3 separate regions of the Homo sapiens genome follow, and regions 1 and 3 are each linked to region 2. Evidence: chromatin contacts called from ENCODE Hi-C or POLR2A ChIA-PET data. All regions are on one chromosome and are shown on one strand. Each heading gives the region's core, a stretch centred on a gene start or an enhancer-like site at or near the end of the contact. The rest is flanking DNA. Distances are from core to core; before and after follow the strand shown.

Region 1 (2,700 bases), core at 185-2,684, 120 kb before region 2:
AGGATCTCCAAAACAAATCTTTCACCCAAGGGCTGACCTACCAATTAGGCATGGGACACACAGTGCCCAGGGCTCACAACAGTTATAGAACAGAAGGAAAAAAATAAGATTTTAGGTTAAAGAACTGTTTCAAAATATATTAATTTATCTTTTTGCCAACACGGTCATAAAATATAATTTTTAATATTTTTTAAGGAATAAGGGGCTTCAAAGGCAAGGGTACCTATGTTCTATGAAAGCCTCTCACCTCTTAACTATTGTATACTGAAGGCTTATTCTAGGCAGGCACTCTGTGGTGTAAGTCCTTGTTTAATCTCATGGCTCTCTGAGGCTTGTGCTCTTATATACCCATTTCATAAGTGAAAAAATTGAGGTTCCTGACATTAAGATTACACAGTAAAGATATGGAGGCAGGATGCCAGCCCAGACATGTCTCGTTCCAAAGTCCTAATTCTGAACCACTAGCCATACTGCTGTCTTCCCTTTCGGCCTCTACCTTGCCAAATGCTGACAGTGTGCTGGACACAGATAGCCCAGACAGCCAAGACAAAAGTCCAATAGAATGAAGATGCCTTGTGAGCACAGGGCAGAGGTAAAGGCATTCGGGACACAGGGGGTTGGATGGCAAGGAGAGAATGATGACATCACTGGTGGGAGGTTGATGGTGAAAGTTCAGGCCATCACTCCTGAGGCTCCAATATAGGAGAGGAAAGAGACAAAGGTCATTCGGTCAGTCAAAAAGATTTACTAAGCACCAGAGAGAGTTCTGAACCATATCCTATCAAATCATCCCTGGCATGAGGGAAAATATGCAGATGATTAAGCCAGCAGCAGGATGTAAAGGCTTCCAATCAGCACTACACTCAATCTTTGCACTTTTCCCACTACCTAGGTGGGTGAGAAGCATTTTTTATTTTGCATGATAAATCTGTGCCCCACAATTACGTTTAATTCATGAGACTGTGCATTTAATATCACCCTTTCACTGGCCATCCGAGGAAGGGGCTTGTTTTGGGAATGATTTTCAACAAGGGAAGTCCAGTCTGGTTTGCAGATGACACAGAAATCACTGTACTTTCTTTTGCTGAGATCCAGCAAACTGTTTCTTTTCACTCCCGTCCTTGTTCTCATTCTTCCATTTGGACACCTAGATGCTATTTGAGGCCTGCGGTCTCTGCTGGGGAAAGGCATAGGCCTGTCCGGGGCAGGGTTCCAGACACAGTAGCCTGCCTGCCCCAACAGCTGGGGTTGAAGGTATGAGAACGCCTAGGAACAAGGAAAATCCTGCACAGCAGAACTGGGGCTGGGGTCCTCAGTAAACTGCTTCTTTTTAAGTAGCTATGCTTCACTTTTCCAAAAGACTTGAAACATAAACTTTCTGGAGGGATTTGAAAATGCCATTATTGCACAATCCTCTGGTTTCTGTTTCTTCCCCTGCCCCCATCCCTTTCCACAAAATAAATGCATTCTTTGTCTCCGGTGCTGCCCTAGAAACAGGGAATGTGCCACACAAAGGTAACAATTCAGTCCATAGGTCACTTTTTTTCACCCCAGGTAGACTTCTGTCTTTCTCAACCAGGCATAAACACAAGAACCAAATCTGCCACTGCCTACATACTCAAGGGAATATCTTGGTTCCATCATCTGCAAACTTTCCTCGGGCTATTTTACTCATGGCTGATTAGAGATAGGACTGGGGATAGATAACATTAGAAAGAGACCAATCCGAAAGCTAATATATGACTCTTGATTTGATTCTTGAAGTAAAAATGTTTAGGATCCAGGAATAGTAAATTCTAGCTCCTCAAGTACTTGGAGGTGAGAGTAATTCCTTTCTGCCTTTCCAGTCCTAGCACAAAATAGGTTTGTCAGGCTTTTTACTAAACACAGAAAGAATCTTCACTTCTTATTTGGCCCTACCAAGATCTGAGCTTCCTTGTATTACTAGATATTATTTTATGGCCACACAGTAATTAGGTTTGCCCAACCAGATTTTAAGCTCTTTGAGGGTGGGCATTCATTGCCTTATACTTCTCCAAGTTTCTTTCAGTACCTACCACAATGCTGGGCATATTCTAGGTGTTTTAATAATTATTCGTTGACCTCAGTGCCTGGGAAACGGGATCCTTCTAACTATTGAGTGGGAGCAGTAAAACAATGCTAAAAAGGAGGTTGTGGGTTGTGGGGAATATTTTCATACCAAATTCACAAGCAAATTAATGGTTCCACCAGAATTTTGCTTCAGTGATTATTTACCTTTTGTTTTTACTTTTTTAAAGACATTTTTATACATTTTTTAGTAGAGATGCAGTACTGCCATGTTGCCCAGGCTGGTCTTGAACTCCTGGGCTCTAGCAATCCTCCTGCTTCAGCCTCCCAAAGGTTATAGAGATTACAAGCATGAGCCACCATACTTGCCCATTGATTATTTTCCTTTAAACTCTGAAGTCACGAGAATGTGAAGCCCTGAGAACCGGAACTGTGAAGAAAATGTATTGTCACTCATGTGAACCAGAAGTGAAGGGGTGTATGAAGCTTTGTGATGGACACAAAGTGTTGTTGCCCCTCCTGATGGGACTGCAAAGCTGGGATGCAAGTTGAAGCCCCATCTGGACTCCATGCCCTTCCTGGGTGAAAGCACTGGAGCAGACATGGAGCCAGGGCATGCTTCCTTATGAATTTCAGTAACTCGTACTTTCA
Region 2 (2,700 bases), core at 178-2,677:
CAAAATTCCCAAAGGACCATTCTTTTCTTGGGTATGTGCAAAAGTGGAGACTGTCCCACCACGCCATTCCCAAAGGCCCCTGGGGCCATCCGGCTCCGGGTCTAATGGATCTAGACAGTGGAGATTAACCAGTCCCTTCTTTAAAGTATGTTAAAAAGCTTTAAAACAACATAAATAAGGCCCTTCACATACTGGGCACTCAATGTATTTAGGTTGAAATCTTTGATGTTCATTAGTGCCAGTCAAGATGAGGACAGAGATAAAATATGACATCTTAGAAACCATTCCTGTACATGTCTCACCTTTCAATCTAAGCACTTTCGGATTCTTCAAAAACCAGCTATAATTCCACCTTGTTCAAGAGGCCTTCCCAGATCACCTCGGGCATGAGTTCTTTGCCACCTCAACTCTCCAGCATTTATCGTTTATACAGTTCATTTGACGTTTAACATATTTTGCTTAATATGTTAACCATCTTTTCATTTATACATTCTTTTAGGAAAAACATAGATAGTAGAAGCCTTGCACCGTGATTTACAGCATGAGCCTAGGAGTCAGACCAATTTTGGTTTCCAATGCTGCCCTGTCCTGTCTGAGCTTTGTAACCCTGAACAAACATCTTTTCTGAGTCTCAGTTCATTATTATTATTATTTTGAGACAGGGTCTCACTCTGTCATGTAGGCTGGAGTGCAGTGGCACAAGCTCGGCTCACTGCAACTCCACCCTCCTGGGTTCAAGTGGTTCTCATGCCTCAGCCTCCTGAGCATTTGGGATTACAGATACCTGCCACGATACCCAGCTAATTTTTGTATGTTTAGTAGAGATGGGGTTTCATCATGTTGGTCAGGCTGGTCTCGAACTCCTGACCTTGTGATCTGCCCACCTCGGCCTCCCAAAGTGCTGAGATTACAGGTGTGAGCCAACATACTCAGCCATCAGTTTATTATTTTTAATCCCTCAGTAAAATGAGACTATTTCATCATGTTGTATTAAATGAGTTGATGCATGTATAGTGTTAACTCTTGGGAAACACAAAGACACTAAATGGTGGCATGTTGTTATCATTGCCATGATCTTTATATTAATATTACTATCTTCTTTTAATCTCCCACAGTGTCCATGCGTTATCAGGCCCTACGTGAATTGATCAAAGGATCTTTGCCTGAGAGTTGACAGAGGCTCCAAATTCCTTGCTGTCTAGAGAAGGGGGTGGGGGAACACTGCCTGTAAACAAATGAGTGACCCTCCTTCACTCTCTTAGGGTACAGATTTCATTCTCTTATTTCTCTTTCTCTGTGCTCCTTTAAACCTGCAGATTTAAGCCACTGCCTTGTGCTCTGCTTGGGATTATGTGAGAAGCAGGAAAATTTCAACTGCCTTAGAGATTTGTTTCCCTAGTGGCACCGGACATGGTGAGCCCTCCTGGGACTCAGAGTCAGCACATGCTTCCTGCCTTACTCTTTATTGACTATTTGCTGCCTCTTTATTTTTTTCTAAGTCATCAGTGAGGAAGTTGCATAACTTAAAAGCTAAGCTAAGTGGGAGTCTGTTTACTGCAATCTGGAGTCATACATATTATTTATCTTCTTTGCAAGTTGTTACAAAATGCAATGTAAAGTGTTCTTATACATGCAGAATTTTTTTTGTCATCCTTGGGTATGCATGAGCTTGAGTTTTTAACATTTTATTTCTGGTTGTATTATAGGTAATAGAGTAACTTGGAAAAAAGTACAATTTCCTTAACAGTCAGACATAGATTTAAAAAAATACAAGTTTCAAATACATCCTCTGAAACCTCTACTGGATTTTTCAAAATAGCAAATTCAAAATCTTTTATATAAAAAGTGAAAAAAAAAGCATCATCAAACTGAAAGGAGGATGCCTTTCTGGGTTGTTCATTCATCAGGATAATATCTGTAAAACTCTAATCTCTTGGAAGACTCTGGCTAAAACAAATTCATTTTTGGATCAGTACCCAGTGCCTTTTTCATAACAGGTATTCAATGGGCATTTGTTGAACCAACTAATGAGAAAGTATTTATTCAACAAGTATTTATTGAGCACTGAGGAGATGTATTACTATAAAATAAGTTCACAGTATATAGTGTTATTAATACTATGGTCATTAATTAATAATAATTTCACCACCACAACACTGTAATGCAGCCTCCAGAAAGCCAGTGACATAAACTGGAAGTTTGGGTGACAGAGTTTACAGCTTCTGATTATTTAGACTTAAAGCAATTAGCCTTGCTGTTCCCACTGTTAACCACAGAGAAGGACATGTTCCCAAGTTTCCACCTATTCACTTCTTGATTAATAACTTTAAAGTCATTCCAAACCTATCAAGACTCAGAGATAGCGCTGGGCCTTTCCTGTAGTGTGGGGTTTGTCTTCAGGAACAAAATCCCACTTCTGCAGCCTGCAGTGTGACCCATCTGTTTTGTATCCCCTGTCATTTTGGGAACAGTGTAACACTGTGGAGGCCAGGCTATACCCGAGGTTAGAGACCCCACCTTTAAAATTATTACTCTGGGGAAAGCAGGAAATATTGTTTCAATCATAAGGATAAAATATGGACAACTATGAACCACTTAAGAAGTTTCATAGCAGTTGCCTTCAACCACAAAACCAAAATCAGTATTGAGCTCTTTGCTTCTGCACAGTATAGGGAAGATGTGAGTGGCAGTTCAGTCAAG
Region 3 (2,700 bases), core at 71-2,570, 75 kb before region 2:
CACAATTGCACTAAGTATCATCCTGGAGTTCTTGCTTGGGAGGTCTGGTAGAGAATGAAGGAACAGGACAGCAATTGAAATGATGAGTTTATAGGAGTCTAATAATTTCATGGCTGGAAGTATGACATAAAGAAATGAGCTTGGGCTTTTTATTCAGAGCTGGGAGTTCTCGTCTCAATTCTGCAGCCTAACTGATAAGACCTTTTACTAACCAGGTAAAACAATTAGCAACTGGGATCACATTGCTGGGAAGATGCTGAGTAACATTAATTAGAGTCTCAAAGGACTTTAAACAAATACGTACATCTAGAGAAGAATTTTTATAATGTAGTTAAGAATGCTTATTGAGAAAGAAACTCAGTGTCTATAATCCATTGCTGACTAGCATGCTTAGCTATGGTTAAATCTTCCAGTAAGCCAAGAATGAGGGGAGAAGAGGGAGGCAGGTTGGGACGAATAGAGTAAGTGGTAGAAGTGGGTTCTGTTCAACCATATGTAGAGGAATTAATCAGCTCTTTTTCATGGATTTAGGGCCCTCAATCCCTATATAATTCCTCAGATATTTGTGCTACCTGCCCCCTTCCCCTCCATGTAGCTGACCTTAGAAGATTAGAAGAGAGAGACCACTGGGCTTATTATCTGATGAATGGCTCTGTTTTTACTGTGAAATTATAGGAAGTGGTTTAAATTGAGAATAATAGAAACAGTAACAAATAATAAGAATACTTGCTATCCTGTGTTAGATCATCTGGCAGGCTATCTGATGAGAGATAGGGTTTCATCTCGGGAAGTTTTAGAAAAGAGGCCAGATATATACCAAGTACTACTCTAGGTATTTCACAGACATTTTGTTTCACTCTTATACAAATCCCGTGGAAGAGAAATGACTTTCCTCATTTTAGATTCTAGGGAGTGACAGGGGACAAGTCAAAGGTAATTTGGAGTGAAGGCTGCCCTGATCAACTTCCAATGCATTGGATTATTTTCATTTCATCATTTTCTCAGTGCTATGGAATCTTTGTGATCCATTAATAATATTAATAATAATCCCTACATTTGTATGGCATTTAATACTAATGGTTTTCAAGGAAGTTTCACATGCATTACCTCACTGGACTCTCAAAAACAAGTCTGTGGGTTGGGCAAACAGGAATTATTACCTTCATTTTAAAAATAGTGAAACTGAAGCTCAGAGAGGTGGCATGCTTTATTTAGGGCTAAGACCAGAGTCCAGCTTCTGTTAGAACTAAGCCTTGCTTCCTGTTTTCCCTTTGGAGACCTTGAGGAAGACCATGAGCCGCCAAATAGCTACCATGATATTGCTAAACCCTGTACCAACTCGTGGACAGTAGTCTCATTAAACGCTCAAGATCCTTGGATGGAGACCAAGAACTCTCTATCTCTGCAAAAATCTCTACAGAAACATTTTTCTCTTTACTCTGCCTCCTCATTTAAATGCTAAAATATTTACAGTGAGTGATAAGTCAGATAACATCATGCTGCCTTGTGAATTTTTAGGGAAAAGATGAAGAGCACATGATAAGGCTGGGAATTTTCAACTGCCTGGCACAGTGGAAGAAATATTTGTCTAGGTGTTAAGACGTGTGGGTTCTGGTCCTGTCTCTTTCACTTATTAGCTGTGTAACCTGTTACTTGTTGTGTTAAAATAAATCCTCTAACAGTTTCCTAAGTTATTAAAGGGACTGTCCTGATAAAATCATGATGTGTGAGGGCTTTTAAAAATTGTATACTTGTTCGGGCGTGGTGGCTCATGCTTGTAATCCCAGTACTTTGGGAGGCCAAGGCAGGCGGATCACCTGAGGTCAGGAGTTCGAGACCAGCCTGGCCAACATGGCGAAACCCCGTCTCTACTAAAAATACAAAAAATTAGCCGGGCATGGTGGTGGGTGCCTGTAATCCCAGCTACTAGGGAGGCTGAGGCAGGAGAATTGCTTGAACCTGGGAGGCGGAGGTTGCAGTGAACCAAGATCATGCCACCTCACTCCAGCCTGGGTGACAGAGCAAGACTCCGTCTCAAAAAAAAAAATTGTATACTTACACGTGTGTGTGCCACACACAAACATTGTGACATGCAGTATGATCACATAAAATATGGATGATTTTCAATCTACTCCTATAACCACAAAGTGAGGGAAAAGGTTTATATATCCATATCATTGTGGTAGCATGGTATCTTACATAAGAGCACCCTCAGGATATAATTTTTATAATATTATTGGTAGCAGGAGCTTAACTATTTGAAGGAAACCAGATAGGTTTCTTATAAGGAATTCCATCTCTTGGGATCCTTGAGCAGGCCATGAGATCTGGTAGGTTTTGACAAGAGAAAATGAGAAACCATGCTCAGGGCCAGTCTGGCTATATGTACTCACTACTTGCTCATAGTTGAAATGATTTTTAAGAATTGTATACAATATTGCTATTAGCAGTGAATCGGGGAGGCAGGACAGGGGACAAACCATGGGACTCAGAGTCAGAAAGGGCTGAGTCCAAATCTAAGATATATCACCTGCCAGCTGTTATGAGTCTGTTGTCTAACATTTTTGACCTTCAGCATCTTCAACTGTGTGAGCTGATCACACCATATCATAGTTTACTTTGAGGATTAGATGAAATCTCTGTGTAAAGGACCTCAAATACTTGCCATGAGATAGGTACTCAGTAAATGGCAGCATCAGG

Evidence for each region. Hi-C counts contacts between places; a loop is a spot of excess contacts on that map. ChIA-PET counts read pairs that join two places held with the same protein, here RNA polymerase II (POLR2A). Pooled maps may share reads with other maps.
Region 1: a map of Caco-2 shows a loop between it and region 2 (2.6-fold over the local background). The contact joins two enhancer-like sites. A Hi-C loop is called at or near these places in 3 of 168 maps with a recorded cell type or tissue (Caco-2, PC-9 and endothelial cell of umbilical vein) and 6 of 50 pooled maps. POLR2A ChIA-PET finds 5 or more read pairs at or near these places in 4 of 52 experiments (CD4-positive, alpha-beta T cell, T-cell, activated CD4-positive, alpha-beta T cell and 1 more).
Region 3: a loop to region 2 is called in a map of Caco-2, with 2.1 times the contacts of the local background. The contact joins two enhancer-like sites. A Hi-C loop is called at or near these places in 9 of 168 maps with a recorded cell type or tissue (CD14-positive monocyte, CD4-positive, alpha-beta memory T cell, Caco-2 and 6 more), 14 of 37 single-sample maps with no recorded cell type and 22 of 50 pooled maps. POLR2A ChIA-PET finds 5 or more read pairs at or near these places in 14 of 52 experiments (A673, AG04450, CD4-positive, alpha-beta T cell and 10 more).

Annotation. Positions count from the first base shown.
Region 1 is chr11:96,097,522-96,100,221 of GRCh38, forward strand. All of the region lies in intron 1 of MAML2 (mastermind like transcriptional coactivator 2), which reads right to left. Among named protein-coding and RNA genes, the nearest start is that of MTMR2, 170 kb to the left of the region's middle. Within about 2 kb of position 1,435, at least 11 of the 41 ENCODE cell types and tissues checked have a DNase peak (open chromatin) inside an H3K27ac peak, as active enhancers do.
Region 2 is chr11:96,218,989-96,221,688 of GRCh38, forward strand. The region is part of intron 1 of MAML2 (mastermind like transcriptional coactivator 2); the gene reads right to left. Among named protein-coding and RNA genes, the nearest start is that of MIR1260B, 120 kb to the right of the region's middle. Within about 2 kb of position 1,428, at least 12 of the 41 ENCODE cell types and tissues checked have a DNase peak (open chromatin) inside an H3K27ac peak, as active enhancers do.
Region 3 is chr11:96,143,973-96,146,672 of GRCh38, forward strand. The region is part of intron 1 of MAML2 (mastermind like transcriptional coactivator 2); the gene reads right to left. Among named protein-coding and RNA genes, the nearest start is that of MIR1260B, 200 kb to the right of the region's middle. Within about 2 kb of position 1,321, at least 4 of the 41 ENCODE cell types and tissues checked have a DNase peak (open chromatin) inside an H3K27ac peak, as active enhancers do.